Regions from separate parts of the Homo sapiens genome. Here region 1 is linked to region 2. A link is a loop called in an ENCODE intact Hi-C map of the cell type or tissue named here. Cell type or tissue: heart left ventricle. All regions are shown on one strand.

Region 1 (8,000 bases), 120 kb before region 2:
TGGGCACGCCCCCTCAGCCCCTCCCAGCCACGCCCCCCAGCATTGGCCTTCACTGCCAGCCACGCCCCCTCTGCCCCTCCCAGTCACACCCACCAGCATCAGGCTTCACTGCTGGCCAGGCTTTTTTTTCACTGAAACCCCACGAGGTGGGTGCTATGACTTCCCCATTTTGCACATGAGGATACCCCATCCTCCTGCTACGTGCAGGACCCTGCTGAGACTCGCAGCTTGGGGTGGGGCATCTACAGGGGTGAGGGACCCAGAAATGCCCCTGATCCAGCCTGCACTGGGACCCCTCTGGCTCAGCATGTCCTTAGATCTAGATCACCAATGGATGGGTGGGGACAAGCATGCTGGGGCCTGAGACCACATTGCTGAGATTTACGGAGCCATCTCTATCCCACAAAGTCATGCTTGATGCTTCAGATCCATTAGCAATGCCTATAAGGCCCTAACCTTCAAGATACCAATCACCTCACTCCTACACTGGCCCGAACCACCTTCGCCTCCCACCTGGACTATCACAGCAGCCTCTTTGCTGGGCTCCCTGCTGTCACCCTTGGTCCCAACAGTCTCCACAGGGCAGCCAGAGGGATTCTGCCAGCGTGTTCGTCCAAGCAGGTCTTTCCTCTACGCAGAGCTCAGCAACAGCTTCATAGCTCACTCAGAGTAAAAGCCAAAGACCCTACAATTCTCTATAGGATCTCATCTCACCTCCTGGACTCTCCCATCAGCCCTGTGCCCTCTGACCTCGTCTCCTACCACGCCCCCTCCTCACTCTGAGGCAGCCACACTCCCTCCCTGCTATTCCCTGCACAACCCACTTAGACTCTGCCTGAGGACTTTGCACTGGCTGTTCCCTCTGCCTGGAACCATCATGCCCACCTGGGTCCCTCCCTCACTGGTGGCTCAGGTCCTGGTTCCAATGTTACCTTCTCGGTGAGGCCTTCCCCATCTCCCCTATTCAAAAGTGAACGCCAACACCACACTCTTTACCCTCCTTCCCTAGCACCTATCATGTTTTACTATCTTGCTTTGTAAAGATAAGCAAGTAAAGATCTTATCGTCCCCTCCAACTACAAGGTCGGCTCCATGACGACAGGCACGTCCTCCTCCCGTTCATTGTGGTGTGAACAGTGCCTGCCACATTATAGGCACTCAATAAATATTTGCTGAATAACTAAAACTTAACCAAATGGTTCTTGACATTTCTTGAAGGGACAGATAAAAGATTCTACTCCCCTGCCCCCAGGTTTTTGAGGTATCCCTGATTTGCTGGTGCCTAAGAGGCAGTTTTACAAGGGCATCCATGTTCCTGCGGGCCACACTGTGCCCAGAAAACACGGCGGCTGCACGAAAGGATAGGAGCTGCCTGAGCTAGTGGAAGCATGGCACAGTTGGGGTCTGACCTGTTCCCACCCCTTGGCCCAGCTGGGCCCAGCCCTCCACTCACCATGGTGGATGATGCCATTCTCCAACAGGGCTTGGCCCAAGTTGACTCCTTCTTCCGTCTTGCTGATTTCACCAATTTCTAGGAGCCAGGCAACGAACTCACTGCCAGGAACACAATATGTGGTTGAGAGGATTTCCCCAATTCTGGGACCACAGGAATCAGCACTAAGCTGGCCTGGCCACATCCACCCCTGGGAATGACAGCTAGAACTTCCCACAGGGAAGCCGAGTGTAGTAGTCTATAGCCCTTGGGGTTGTACTGAGGCTTCATGCTTATTACCAATAGCAGAGAGGAGAGTGTGACCAGATTCCAGGTCTGCCTCAGGCTCACTGGATGGATGCATGGATGGATGGAAGGAAGGAAGGAAGGGAGAGAGGGAGGGAGGGAGAGAGGGAAGGAGGGAAGGAAGCTGGGCAGGCAGGTTGGTGGATGAGTGACTACATAGATGGATGGATGGATGGATGGATGGACGGACGGATGGATGTCCGGCCAGACAGACAGCCAGCAGCACATGGGCAGGTAGGTAAGTGGGTAAGTGGATGAATGAACAGACAGATGACTTAATATGGGGTGGATGAAGAAGAGAGTGAGTAGATGGGTGGATGGGTCAGGGATGGATCACAGATGGCTAGATGGAGTGGTGGCTGGACAGATGAACAGAAGGAATGGACAAACATGCAGGAAGAAATAATAGGGGGCCAGAAAGATGATGGCGGGGAGTCAGGCGAGCTAACAGTGATGAAACCATGTCATTTCCATATTCAAAACCCTCCCACAGGCTTACTACTCACAAAAAAAATCCCAACTCTTCCCACACGGACATAAACAAGGCCCAGCATGACCCACTCCCACCCTGACTGATCTCACCCCCAATACCTCTCATTAGTTATGCCTAAGCCACACCTACCACCTTTCCCTTATTAAAAAATACCAGACTCCTCCCTGCCTCGGGGCTGCTGCACTTGCTGTTCCTTCTGCCTGGAATGCCCTTCCTCAGCTCTTCATGCAACTGTGCCTTCTCATCCTTCAGGTCTCAGCACAAACATCACCTCCTCAGAGAAGCCTTCCCTGACTACCTCATTTAAAATGGTCCCCGACCCCTATCCAATCCATCACATCTCTGTGTTGCTTCCTTTTTTGCACTTTTCACTGTCTGAAGTGGTCTTGTTTACAGATTTATTTTACGTATTTATTGGCCATCTCCCCCAACCAGAATGTAATGACATGAACAGGGTGTTTTCTCTGTCTTATTCATGGCACTATCCCAGCACCTACCAGAGGGCCTGATGCAGAGCAGGGCTCAATGATCATTTATGGAACAAATGAAGTAATGAACCATCCGACAGAAAGGAATGTTCTGAGGTCGGCAGGAAGGTCTCGGGGAGACAGAAGTGCTCCCAGGCCAGAGGAAGACAGGCAGCTTTCCCAGCTCCCACGTGACTGCCCGGTGGTGAGAGGCTCAGCCGGGGCCCCAGGTCCTAGTTCTTGCGGGTGCTTCTCAGGCTCAGCCCAGAGCTCAACCCACTCAAACTCAGCAGGAAAAGGGAGAGCCTGGAATGGGGCTGTTTCCGCCGAGGCAATCTGTGTTCAATGAAAGCAGGTGGCAGCTGGCCAGAGCCTGAGCACCCTGCTTATCGAAACCAGCTGTCCCGCCTCCAATTACAGGGCCAGAGGGGGGCAGGGCTATTTTTAGCTTCCTAGTGTTTGGCAGAGCAAAGACCTGCCTGGTGTGTAGGTAGCGGTGCGTGCTGGAGCATTCAGAATGCCCTGGCTGGAGGCAGAGTGGGCTGCAGAAGAAATGCATCTGCTTTGTGGGACAGGCGCCCCAGGTGGGGAAGGGATTGTTCTGGGTCCTGTCCACCCCCAGTTCCATTCTCAAAGTCTTGGAACTCAGGGACAGGGAGAATGCTGCCAGCAGCTGAAGGAGGGGAACAGATGTTTGAGTGCCCACTCTCGGAAGCCCACCAGCTGTCTAATTGGGGGCCGCCTCTGGCACTGATCAGCAACTCTCTGGCCAGGGTTAGGGGACAGGAAGTATCCCACAGCAGCTGCTGGGGCAGAAGAAGACGGCCCAGAGGACAGCAACTCTGCCCTACGTTTCTGCCCAAACTGGGTCTTGCCATCTTCTGGTGGATCAAGGAGGGTTCACAGCTTGCTGGGCAAAGCTGGGCGGGTCCCTGTGCCTCTCTGGGCCTCATCAGGGCCCACCTGGGAAGTGGCTCACTCAGTCACCTTCTGGATTTAGCAGGCAAAATTTCTAGTCATATGAAATCCTGAGCTGGGATGCAGTATGCAAAAACCCAATAAAATTCATCTCTAGTGCAGGGGTCTCAAACTTGTAAATAGGCAAAACAGGCCAGGAGGAGACTGTGCAGAACCAGCCGGGGCCTGCCGTGTCTAAAGCTGGCAGCCACTCTTCAGTGTAGCCCATCATGGCCCATTATGTTAGAAGACGAACGCATCTAACAGCTTCTCGGGAGAGTGAGGAAATCCAGCATTTCCTGTGAAATCTCCCCATCATTAAATGTTCATATCGAGTCCAACATTTTCTGAAAGCACTACGTGGGCCGAGGAAAACATGTCTGCTAACTCTATCAGGTCAGTGGGGCACTGCTAGCCACCTCTGGGGTACAGGGGAGAGTGTTCTGGGCAAGGGGATCAGCGCACACAGAAGCCCTGAGAGGTAAGGTCAGGAAACCAGCGATCTGCCAGTGGGGAGGGGCGCTGGCATGCAAAGGGCAGCTAGGTCCAAGCTCCCAGAAAGACACAGCTCAGGACAGTGTGAGGAGAGCTGGAGATACAAGGAGAAGGCAATCTAGCTTGATGGGCAGTCTGAGAGTCAGGGATGGCATGGTGAGCTGAGAGTTAGGATGTGTCAGCTTTCATCCCTCCTTCCTTCCCGCCTCCTAGAATCATTCACCCACTAAACATCTATTTAGCCTACAATGGGCCACGGCCAGGGTGAGGCACAAGGAATACATTCTGCAGTCTTCCTAAGAAAGCCGCCTGAGCTCAGGCCCAAGGTACCACTTATGACCCAACACAAGAATCCCTTGTTCTTGCCTGATTCCTCCATGGGCCGTGGGCTCCAAGAGGGTAGGGACTGGGGGGTACCCAGTGGAATACCCATCCCTGTGACTCCACGGCTCAGGGATGCCTCCTGGAGATGACAATGTTGGACAAATCCTTACCGACCCTCTCGTGCACACTAACACCCTGCACCTGTGCGTACAGGTGGCCAAGACACCAAGGCCCCTTCCACCTTGGAGCTTTCCCTCTGGCAGACGTCCATAACTGAACAGCATCTAATCTCTGCCAAGGGTGAAACCCAAGGCCTTCGTCCAGGAAGCTTTTCCTGACGGCCCCTGCCAGACACGCCGCGTCATACCTGGTAACCCTGAGCTCCGACAGCTCCACCAATGCCCTCGATCTGGATCCTCATCTCACTCCACTACCGAGACTCCTCCAGTGGCTTCCCACAGCACCAAGACGGAAATGTGAGCTGCCTGCCAAGGCCCTGCCTGAGGTGACCCACTTTAACTGCTGAGGCCACATCTCCTGCCCCTCTGACCACTCAGGCTCCAGCCACAATGGCCTCCTCCTGTTCCACCATCACTCAAAGCTCACTGCAGCCTCAGGGCTTTCGCGCCTACTGCTTCCTAAGCCAGGAATGCTGTTCCCCACACCCTCTCATGGCTGGCTCTTGCTTGTCTTTCAGATCGTGGTTAAATGTCACTTCCCCTGAGAGGTCCTGACTGCCCACTCTTCTGAACCAGCCCCATTTCCTCTTGTCCTGACTTCACGCTAAGTATTTCCTTAGCGCATTCATCAAGTTGCTGAAATTCCCTTCTTTCTATCTGTCTCCTCTTCTGTTGTCTGATTTCCCCCACTGGATGCTTACCTCTATGAGGGCAGGGACTTCATCTGTCCTATTCCCGACTGGCACATAGCAGGGACTCGGTAACACTGAGTGGGTGAATGAATGAGTGAATCTGTTTTGTCTCCCCTACTAATCTGACGATGCCAGAGGGCACAGGCCATGCTCCTCCCAGGACACCCTCCACATTAATACACACAGATTTTATTCTTTGCTTTTTAAATGTGGCATCTAAGAGATTTTTCTCTGAGTAGGGCAGAAAGAGGCCCCTCCTTCATACACTCATCATGCACAGCCAGTACGATTCCCACGAGTCTCACCAGCACTGTGCTGCACACGTCACGTGTTCTCTCACTGTATCCTCCGACAGTCCTCAGAGGCACATTTTATTATCTCCCTTTAACTGATCGTTCACTGAGGTTCAGAGAGGTTAAGAAACTTCCCCAATGTCACACAGCTAGAAAGTGAGGGAACCAAGACTTGAGTCCAAGTCTAACTCAAAGCCAACCCTTGGGGGTGATAAAGACAAATCAGGCCAGGTGCAGTGGCTCACGCCTGTAATCCCAGCACCTTGGGAAGCCAAGGCGAGAGCATTTGCAAGACCCCCATCTGTACAAAAAAAAATAAAAATTAGCTATAGAAGCCTAGCACAGTGGCACACACCTGTAGTCTCAGCTACTCAGGAGGCAGGAAGATCGCTTGAGCCCAGGAGTTTGAGGCTACAGTGAGTTATGATCACACCACTGTACTCCAGCCTGGGCAACAGAGCGAGACCCTGTCTCTAAAAACCAAAAGATAAATCAGACACTTTTTATATTCATGCAGTTCCCTAACAGTGGAGACAGATGTAGAGAGAGGAACTGCTAGGGAAAAATAAAATGTGCTGAGTAGAAATAAAAATGAATAGACAGGCAAAGTACAGTGGGAGACAGCACCAGTGTCGCTTTGTGATCTTGTACAGAACCCTTCCCCTCTCTGTGCCTCGGTTTCCTCACTTTTAAAATGGGGGTAGTGGCAGTGACTGTTTCACGGTGTTGTGTGGGGATTAAAAGACATGGCTGAATGCCAGCACATGCAGCAAAGGGCTTGATCAATATCTCGGAGGCTACCAAGTCCTTCTACCCTGGAGGACCAGGGACGCATCTTGGACAAGAAGATTCAGTAGCGGGACCCTGGCGGGGGTAGCAGGATCACACACCCTACGGCTGTGTGCAGAGCAAAGCCGTGCAGGGAGAAGAGTTTATCAGAATAATCTCCTGCAGAAAGGCTGGCCCTTTCGGACCTGCAGTTACAAAACAAGCTGCTATCTTGGCCCCATTTCAAATGGGCAGTAAAAGAAATCTCTCTAATCCTTCCTGAGGAGGCAGAACTCCTCGAAGTTCTGATCACAGACAGGCTGCCTCATCGGTCCGGACTGAGCAGTTTGGCAGGAGATGGGAAGGTTCTCTGGCCCCAGGGGGCCCGGAAGCAGGCCCCTCCTGAGAGAAAAACCTCCTTTCCTGTGGGATTAGGAGTTGGCTGAAAAGGCCAGCCAGGCTGCCCCGCCCCGCCTGCCCCAGCCAGCAGGACTCCAAGGCCCAAACTCTCCTCTCCATGGAAGCTCAGAGCTGGAGTTCCTGATCTTTGAGGAAAATAGGGCACCAAGGCCCTTGAGGGCAACAGGGCAATAGAGTCCATGGCGCCCTGCAGGTTTGAACCCTTCTACTTGCTGCCCCTCCACCACAAGCCTCAGGCCATGAGTGCCAGCTGTCCCCAAGTCCACACTAAGCCTCCGTGGCCTGCCCAACATCCATACTGCACCCTGAATGTCTATCAGCATTTCAGCCTCCACCGGGCTCCTGCTCCTTCCCAGGGACCTGCTCCTGCCTCCCCGCCTCTTCCTCCCCTTGGCTTCCGGAGGAGTGCCACCTTCTCGCCAGCAGCTCCACTCAGAGGTCTCTGCCCCCTCCTCCTTCCAATGCCATCATCGGGCCCCAGGGCCCAGGCCTGCCTCTTCTATCCCTTCAGGTTCCCCTGCACAGTTCAGGCCGTCTCATGGCTTTAAAGACCATTTAACACCATCTCCCATGTGTAGGTCCCCAATGCAGACCTTTCTCCCCAAGTCAAGATTTTGCAACCAACCAACAAGCCCACATCTCCATGTGGGTGTCTACCAGCCTGACATAACCCGTCCACAACTGCACTCGTGGGCTTCCCACGGCCCCCTGCAGCCTGCTCCTCCCGCCATCTTCTTCTCCTTCTCAAAGGAGCAACTGCAGCTTTCCAGCGCCTTAAAGTCCTGAACTCCCTTTACTTTTCCACCCCATCAGCAAATGCTGTTGCCTTTCAAGTTATCCAGAACACAGCCACTGCTCCCTGTCTCCACAATGACCATCCTGGCTCAAGCCTGGCCCACACAACCTCTCACCTGGTCCACAGCACTGTGATAAAGTGGCAGCTTTTACCCTAGGCCTCTGCAAAGGCTTTAGGGAAGTTGGGGGGAGTTTAAGTCCTTACATTCTAAATAAAGTTCCCGCATTGCCGGCAAACCTCTCTCCCCAGCTGCACCACAAGCTTCATGAGGTTGCAAGCCCTTGGCACTGTCCTCTCCGGAGTGTCTAGCACATTGTAGGGCCTTAAAACAGCCTGACCATTTTACAAGGACTGGATTTCTTCTACCTCTCCCGTGCC
Region 2 (8,000 bases):
ATGGCCATGCCCTTGAACTTCCCAGCCTGTGCAACTGTGAGCTAAATAAATCTCTTTTCTTTATAAATTACCCAGCTTCAGGCGTTCTGTTATAAGCAGCAGAAAACAAACTAAGACACCCTGCACACACCCCATCCCCACCCCCGCCAAACCATCTACTTTCTTCACGGTAGCCAGGTAGCCAGAGGGGTTCTTTTAAAAGGTAAGTCATTCACTGTCACTGCCTGGCCTAATGCTCCTACAGCTTCTCTACCTCTTACAATAAAAGCCCAACCCTTTGCCATGGCCTCCAAGACCCTGCCCAATGCAGCCCCCACATGGTGCTCAGATCTCTTCTCCCACCCATTCTCCCCTCACTCACTCTACCCAGCCACACCAGCCTCCTTGATGATCCTGAAATTGGCCAAGCTCATCCCTGCCTCGGGGCCTTTGCACAGGCTACTCTTCCTGCCTTAATTCCCATGGCTGGCTTCTCAGTGTCCAGGTCCCAGCTCAAAGGCCACCTCATCAGACAGGCAGGCCTTCCCTGATCATCAGATCCAAAACAGCCCCCGACTCTAATTCATATCTCTGTGTTACTGTCTGCATAGCACTTGTCACTTACAAGATTTTTCTCATTTGTTATTTCTTCATTATTCATCTCCCCCATCCCAAACATCAGAGATATGAGAGCAGGGATTGTATCTGTTTTGATCACTGCTGTTTCCCCCATGCCTGGCACACAGTAGGACCTTAGTCAGTATCTGCTGACAGCATGAAGACAGCAGAAAACAAGATTCCTGGAGCTCTAAGTATGCCTGACATGGTGTGGGAATCCCCCATTCCCTTTGCAACAAGGGCTCTGAGAGAAGCCAGGCCGTTCTGCGAGCTTGTAACAGGGGCCCTGGCCCAAGCTGGGGAGTGAGGAGCGGGCAAGCCAAGGGGGGCTTTCCTGAGAAGACGCCTTAGACCCCCACCACCCAGCGTGCTCCCTGGACCAGTGGCATCAGCGTCTCATCTCCTGGGAGCTTGCTTAGAAATGCGGCATCTCAGGCCCTACTCCAGACCTGCTGATCCAAAATCTGCATTGGAACTAGGTTTGCAGGTAGTTCAGAGGTATAGTCAGATTTGCGATATCCTGGTTTAAACCCCCAGATAAGTAGGTAATAGCAGGCATGGCTGGTTCAGGGCATCCCTGGGAACCAAAAGGCTCACGGCAGGCCCACGAGGCCAATCTCATGCAAAACATGGCTTCCCAGCAGCACAGGCCAGACCAGAAAAAGCACTGAGGCCCATCCAGGGACCCCAAGCATCCTTCCTCCCTCAGACCCAAAATAGGATCCAAGAAGCTCAGAGCCAGCATATGCGGGTGGGGGAGGGAGAACAGGGAGATGAACCCAACAGATTTGCATGGCAGACTCCCCGAAAGCCATGCCATCTGGAGCCCCTTTGTGATAAAGGGAAGGGGAACAGAGTGAGAGCCAGGAGTATTTTCAAGGAGTGGGGTAAGGGGGCAAAAGAGGTATGTACAGGGAGAGGGAGGGCCACCTGTCACCAAGACCAGCAGCACCCCAATTCCACTTCCCAACCACCTGCAACACACAGGGCCACACACGCCAAAAACAGCTTGTAATCCACATAGCATCACCCCTTCTGCAGCTTCCCGAGGTCTGATATCCTGGAAGTCGTGCCCTGAGTCCTGCTCTTAGTACATGTGGTTGTGGGGCAGCCGGCACCTCACCCCATCTACACTGACGAACCTGTGACCCAGGCGTGGGCAATCAGAGCTCTGGGGCCCTCTGGATGGGTGATACTTGGTTCATGGATGGGTCCATGACCTCAAGGTCAGGCCAGGGAACACCTGGATCCAACTGTGCCTGAGGCCATTACTCCTGAGTCAAGTAAGCCCAGAAAGTCTTTTTTTGTTTGTCTGTTTGCTTCAGACTCTTCAAGTTAGGGTTTCTGTCACTTACAACCCAAACAGTCCTGAGTGATACAGCTGTTACAGCACCTATCATCCTGTAATGTCTCACTTAGGTGCCCATTTTCTCCCCTGGACTGGAGCCCTTGAGGACACACACCATTGTTTGAGTCATCTGCGTTTCTGACGCCCAGAAGAAGGCCTGGGATATAATATAATCTTCAGGAAATACGTGACAACGACTGGATAGCTCGTCCTTCTTTCACTCTGCAAATATCTACTAAGCACCCACTATGTGCCAGGCACTGTTCTAGGTGTGGGGACACAACAGGGAATAAAAGAGACAAAACCCCCTGCCCTCTGGGAGCTTAAATTCTAGCGAAGGAAGAGCAGGCAAGAAGCAGAGGAGTCAATCAAATACAAGTGCCACGGAGAAGAGGGAGACAGAGGGGGAGCATGGGAGGAGGGGTGACTTTCGATGGGAGGCCAGGGAAGGCTGGGCTGAGAGGGAGAGGCCCAAGACCTGAAGAGGTCATGAGTGCACAAATACCTGGAGAATGTTCCCGACCAACAGGACAGCATGTGCAAAGGCCCTGAGGCAGGAGTGTGCTGGGCACTTTTGGCGAAGGAGTCAGAAGACCACAGACTACAGGGCGTTGGGATTTCCTCTGGGTGAGGTGGGAGGCAGCGGGGGCTCAGATAGGACGAATGTGACCTGATTTACGCAGGGTACATGTGGAGAACCAGGGGCAAGGGTGGAAGCATGGGACAAGGGAGGAGACGACTGCAAGAGTCCCAGCAGGAGACCATGGTGGCTGAGACCCGGGGCTACCCATGGGAGGTGAGAAGTGGCCGGATCCTGGCTGCTTGTCCAAGTTGGAGCTGACAGGATTTCCTGATGGGTTGGATGTGGGATGTAAGAGGAAGAGTGGCGTCAAGATGGCCCAAGGAGGTGCCAGAGTGACTGGAAGGAGGGGGCCGCAAGAGGAGTGGCGGGGAGGAGGCAGCAAGTTTGTGATGCCTGCTGAATGCCCTCATGGAGATGTCGGGTCATCATCTAGAGGTCGGGACAGAGGTCAGGGCAAGGAATATAAATTTGAGAAATGCTGGCAGGGCATTTTAAATGATTGAGCAAGATGAGCTCAACTACAGAATGATAATGAAGTGACAGAGGAAGAGAGGGAAGAAATGGTCCCCATCTCCTTACCACCGGGCTGCCAGTGCCCACCAGCCTCCTGGCTATGTGCCGGGGAGAAGAAACGGTGATAGCAGCAGGACATCAACTCCTTGTTCTAGAACAGCTTGCTATGGACAATGGAGTTTCACATCCACTGTTTAGCCTGCTCCAAAGAGGTAGGTAGGGCAGGAATTAGCATTCCCCACCCCAACTCATCACCCAGATAAGAAACTGAGGCTCAGTCAGAGAAGGACAGGCGGGTGCAAGGTGATCCAGGCTAACTCAGCTGGCTGAGCCACCCGGCCAAGGCCAGGCTGCAGACACCACGTGCTCTCTGCCAAGTGCAGCTCTTCAGGAGCAGAAACAGAGAGACCCCCTCCACCCTACCTTCTGCGGCTGCCAAAGACCTGACACACGGGGAGGGGCTGAGAATATGTCTTGGCCCGAAGTGTTGTGGTGACTGGCAGACAACAAGTGCTGGCAGCGAATTAGGGAGCCAGGAGGGGCAGCCAGCACCACACACAGGGCTGGGTCTCCAGGGTCCCCTCAGCACCGGGGGCTCCCTTCTTCCTGGACTTACAGGCCAGCCCCAAGCCCAGAATCCCACCTCACCCCTCTGTGCCCCCCAACAGCCACCAACTCTTGAGAGAGACACCAGGGATGGGGCATCCTGCTCCCACCTCAGCCACAGGGCTCAGCCTCAGGGATCGAGACCCAGGTTCAAATCCCAGCTCCAGTGCCAACTGACAATGAGACTTAGAACCAGCTGTAACACCTCTCCAAGCTTCAATGTCCCCACCTGTAAGACAGGTGGCAAATACAGAAACACTTCCATCATCACTGCCGCCAAAGCAGCGAACATGTGCTGAGCTCTCAGGATGTGCCAGACACTGCTCTAGACCAGGGCTTCTCCCGCTCAGTGCCACTGACAATTGGGGCCAGGTAATACTGTGTGATAAGGCTGTGCTAGGCACTGTAGGACGTTCAGCAGCATCCCTGGACTCTACCTGCTTCATGACAGTAGCAGGTAGAGTCCAGACATCCTTCCTCCCCAGTTGTGACAACCAAAAATATCTCCAGACATTGCCATATGTCCCCTTTGGGGGAGGGGCCAAACTGCCCTTGTTTGAGAACCACTGTTCTAAGCCCACCAGAACATCAGCTCCAGGAGGACAAAGATCTTTGTCCATTCATCAAATCTAGGGCCTGGATTTGAACTTAAGGGACCTGGTTGCACAACTTGCTCAGACACCTGCTATCCTGATTCTCAAAGGCCTATGGGAGGGTTTATGTGACCCAATATTACATACAGGTCTGCCCCACAGTAGGTGTTTCTAAATGGTCATTTTTTGTTTGTTCTAAACTCTAGACTTGGTTCATTATTATTAATAACAGCTAACATAATTAAGCATTTATTATGTGCCAGGTACCAAATGAAACATCTTTTGCACACCATCACTCATTTCAGAGGTACAATGATCCTAGAAGGAAGGGATTACTATTACTCCCACTTTATTAAGGACAAAACTAAGGTTCAAACATGTTAAATGACTTGCCCCAGGTCACACTCCCAGTAAGAGGAGGAGCCGGGACTGAAAGATAACATACCAGCGCCTCTCAGACTTTGGGCTTTCAGATTGGTAAGTTCCCTGACAAGGGAGCAACAAGCATTTAATGAGCACTGACTGTATGCCAGGCACTGGGCTCAGCATCAGGGATACCAAGGTCAAGATGGCCCCCAAACAGCTCCAACAGCAGGCAGAAGGTGAAGAGGGCTCAGTGCCAGTATGGAGGGCTGGGGCTGGGGAAAAGGAAGTCAGAGATGCATAAGAGTAGCAGGAATGGCTTCTCAGAAGAGGTATAGGGACAGTTCAAAGGAATCCGATATCCATTCATCCATGGAACAGTCAGAGAACGCCTCTTCAAGGTGACATCTCAACAGAACATAGCTGAAGATGGAGGTGAGCCATGCTGACATGAGGGAAAAGACAACTGGCAGGGAACTGTCTTTTTTAAATTATTGTTAGTCTATATTAATTTGAAAAATAGTGTGTTAATTAGAACTAGTGTAGCAATGCCAAAAAAGTATACAAAGATAAAGTGAAAATTCTTTTTCTACACTCCCCCCCATTCTCAGCCTGAGGCTACCAAGGCTAACATCTGGTGCACATCCTGCAGTATCTTTCTCCACACTCATAAATACCCATTGAGAGAGCCTTTTTTGTGTTTTTTTTTCTCTACAAAATTGGGGTCCTGCTCTACATTTCACTCAGCAACTTATCCCTCCTTAAAGGTACAGCACATACAGCCCCTCATGTCCATAGAGACCAACCTCATTCTTTCCAACAGCTGTCCGTTACCCCAACATGTGGATCAACAACCATCCTAATGAGACTTTTCTCTGCTAACGGCCACTCACAGAGTTGCCAATTTCTTTTGCCATTAGAAACAAAACTGGAATAAACATCTTTGTAACTTACATCTTTACCTACTTTTTTTTTCTTGTTTCTATAGGAGAAGTTCCTAAAGGAACTGAATCAAAGGGTATCGTGGGTTTTTATTTTTAAAGACACTGCCAATGTATTTTCCCCCAAGGCAGCAATCATGAACACTCCCACCAGTGTCCTCTGGGACTGCTTGCTTGCCTGCAGCCAGGCCAGCGCTGGGCATTATGCCTCTTGTGTACGTGTGACGACAGTAAGGGATGGAAGGTGACGTTGACTGATAGGGTTTCTCAGCGGAAATGCAGCTCCACACAGTTCCAAAAAACACTGCCAATTCCAGAGCATTCTGGGCCCAAATGAGGCTAGAGGGGTGTGGGGGAGCAGGCTGTCCACTCAGGGGGCCCTGAGCAAGATGGGGACACCTTCCTCCCAAGCCCCTCCCCATCCTTGCAAGCCGACTCCTGAGCCTGCACCATCCTCATTTCTGAAATGGATTTCACACCCAGGAGTAACAAAGATGGCTTTGTCAGTAGGAAAGGGGAGGGGGGCACTGTTGTCGGAACATTCTGGATCCTGTTCATTCAAAGCTCTGTGTGTGGGGATGGAGAGGGCAGAGTTGGGGAACAACGGGGTGCTTCCTGCTCTGGGGCTGACCTCAGGCACAGGCACCGTGGGCAGAGCTGGAGCGGCCCCAAATTCCCTGCCATCCCCTCACTGGCACACTCCACAAACATTTGCTGAGAGCTTAGGCTGTGCCAGGCACTCCGGGAGCACTTTACATTTATCAGCTCATGCAGTTCATCCCCACAGCCCCATCAGCGAGGTCACATCATTAACACCACTGTGCAGATGAGAAAATAGAGCTCCAAGAAAAGCAGCCAGGACTCGAGGTCACACAGCTCGTGAGCAGCACAGGAGGACAAAGCAGGGGCAGTGGACTGCCATCTAGCCACCTGCAGAACAGGCTCTCCTGCCCGGGCTGCTGTGGCAGCCTCCTCCTCAGCCTCCACCCCACCTCCTATCATCTACCCGCACAAGTAGCCAGAGGGATCCTGCGAAAACTGAGTCAGATCTGCCCCTCCTCTGCTGAAACACTCCAAGGACAACACCACCTCACTCAGCGACACCACCTCACTCAGCGTAGAAAGCAAAGCCCTTACAATGGCCCTCAAGGCCCTGTGCAATCTGCCCACCAGCCTCCCTACTCCTACTGCCACCTCTCTGACTTGACCTCCCATTGCTCTGCCCCTGGCCATTCCGGCCTCCGTGTGGATCCTAAAACAGGCTCCTGCCTCAGGGCCTTTGCACTTGCTGTTTCCCATGCTTGGAATGCTCTCCCCATAAAGACAGAGGCAAAGTCCTTTTCCTGATGTTACACCCCTAGAAGGGGCAGAGCCTGGATTCAGGGAAGACAAAATGCACACAGCTGAGTCTTCAATAGAAGAGAAAGATGCTGTGTGACTCTGGGTAGGTCAGGGAACCTTTCTGAGCCTCTGCTTCCTCATCGACACAATAAACAGGCAACGCAGGAACACCTTCCCCACCAGGTTCTTGGGGGGCTATGTTGCTTGGAAAGTGTCCACTGGGCACAGTTCCTCACACATGTGGGCACCAGTGTTATAATGACATCCACAGGGAGAGCTGGAATAGTCAAGGAAGGCCTCCCAAGGAGGCAGGATAGGAGCAAGGATTCTGAGGTCAGACATGGAAAGGCCAAGAGCCACTGCAAGCAGGCCATGGGCCAACGGGGCTCCCCTGGGACCCAAGACTTGGGGGAAGGCAAAGCCTTCCAATCTGGGATCGAGGCACCAGCACAGGGGAGAAGAGATGCTCCCACCTGGCATCCCTCCCCATCTTCTGGTCCCAGCACCCTGGGGGCTTCCTTCTGGGAACCACTCCTCCCCCACTACCATGTGGTAGAGCTACATCCCTCACCCAGGAGGCAGCTGCCCCAGGGAAACAGAGAGAAATTCCCATTCTTACTGAAGGTGGTTTGAGATGGGTTTTCTGTCACTTGCAACCAAAGGATCCTGACAACCAGCCGGCTCTTGCCAATCTCAGCAGTGGTAGCAATGCCATTGTCTTTATTATTGTTCTTGTTATTTCAAAATCTTCAAGATGAGGGAGAAACGAGGCCAGGGGAGAGGCCACCAATAGGCTGCCCAAGAGCAGGAAGACACCAAACCTGACCGGGATGGTATCAGGGTCCTGCAACCTAAGAAGAGGCCCAGGCAGGGACCCTCTAACGCCCCTGGAGGAACCCACTACTTCCTCCCAGGTTCTCCCAAAGGGGCATAAGTGCAGGAAGTAGGACGGACCATGTGGGAACCTCCTGTTTAATAGCTGATGTTGCAGAAAAGAGAAGGGAGCCATTGCCCACAGGCCACAGGAAGTGGAAGTCTGGGAAACAGATTCGCACCCTCTAAGAGAGACCCACCTTCTCCCCTTTTCATCTCAAAGAACAAGAAGGACCACTCAC

Evidence for each region. Peaks named below come from ENCODE experiments on the same cell type or tissue, not always from the same donor. Only the 100,000 strongest peaks of a DNase experiment are listed, where the experiment ranks them.
Region 1: a loop joins it to region 2, with 2.3 times the contacts of the local background. A loop is called at or near these places in 7 of 110 quality-filtered maps.

What each region holds. Positions count from the first base shown.
Region 1 is chr20:48,679,782-48,687,781 of GRCh38, forward strand. PREX1 (phosphatidylinositol-3,4,5-trisphosphate dependent Rac exchange factor 1) reads right to left here. Exons shown (of 40, transcript NM_020820.4): 11 at 1,454-1,554. Among named protein-coding and RNA genes, the nearest start is that of PREX1, 140 kb to the right of the region's middle. RefSeq lists a silencer at 1-138 and an enhancer at 3,248-3,997. In heart left ventricle, no CTCF peak of the experiment used is centred here; DNase peaks (open chromatin) are centred at 3,030 and 6,826; H3K4me3 peaks cover 863 bases; H3K27ac peaks cover 2,095 bases.
Region 2 is chr20:48,802,004-48,810,003 of GRCh38, forward strand. All of the region lies in intron 1 of PREX1 (phosphatidylinositol-3,4,5-trisphosphate dependent Rac exchange factor 1), which reads right to left. Among named protein-coding and RNA genes, the nearest start is that of PREX1, 22 kb to the right of the region's middle. In heart left ventricle, no CTCF peak of the experiment used is centred here; DNase peaks (open chromatin) are centred at 3,440 and 6,187; H3K27ac peaks cover 450 bases.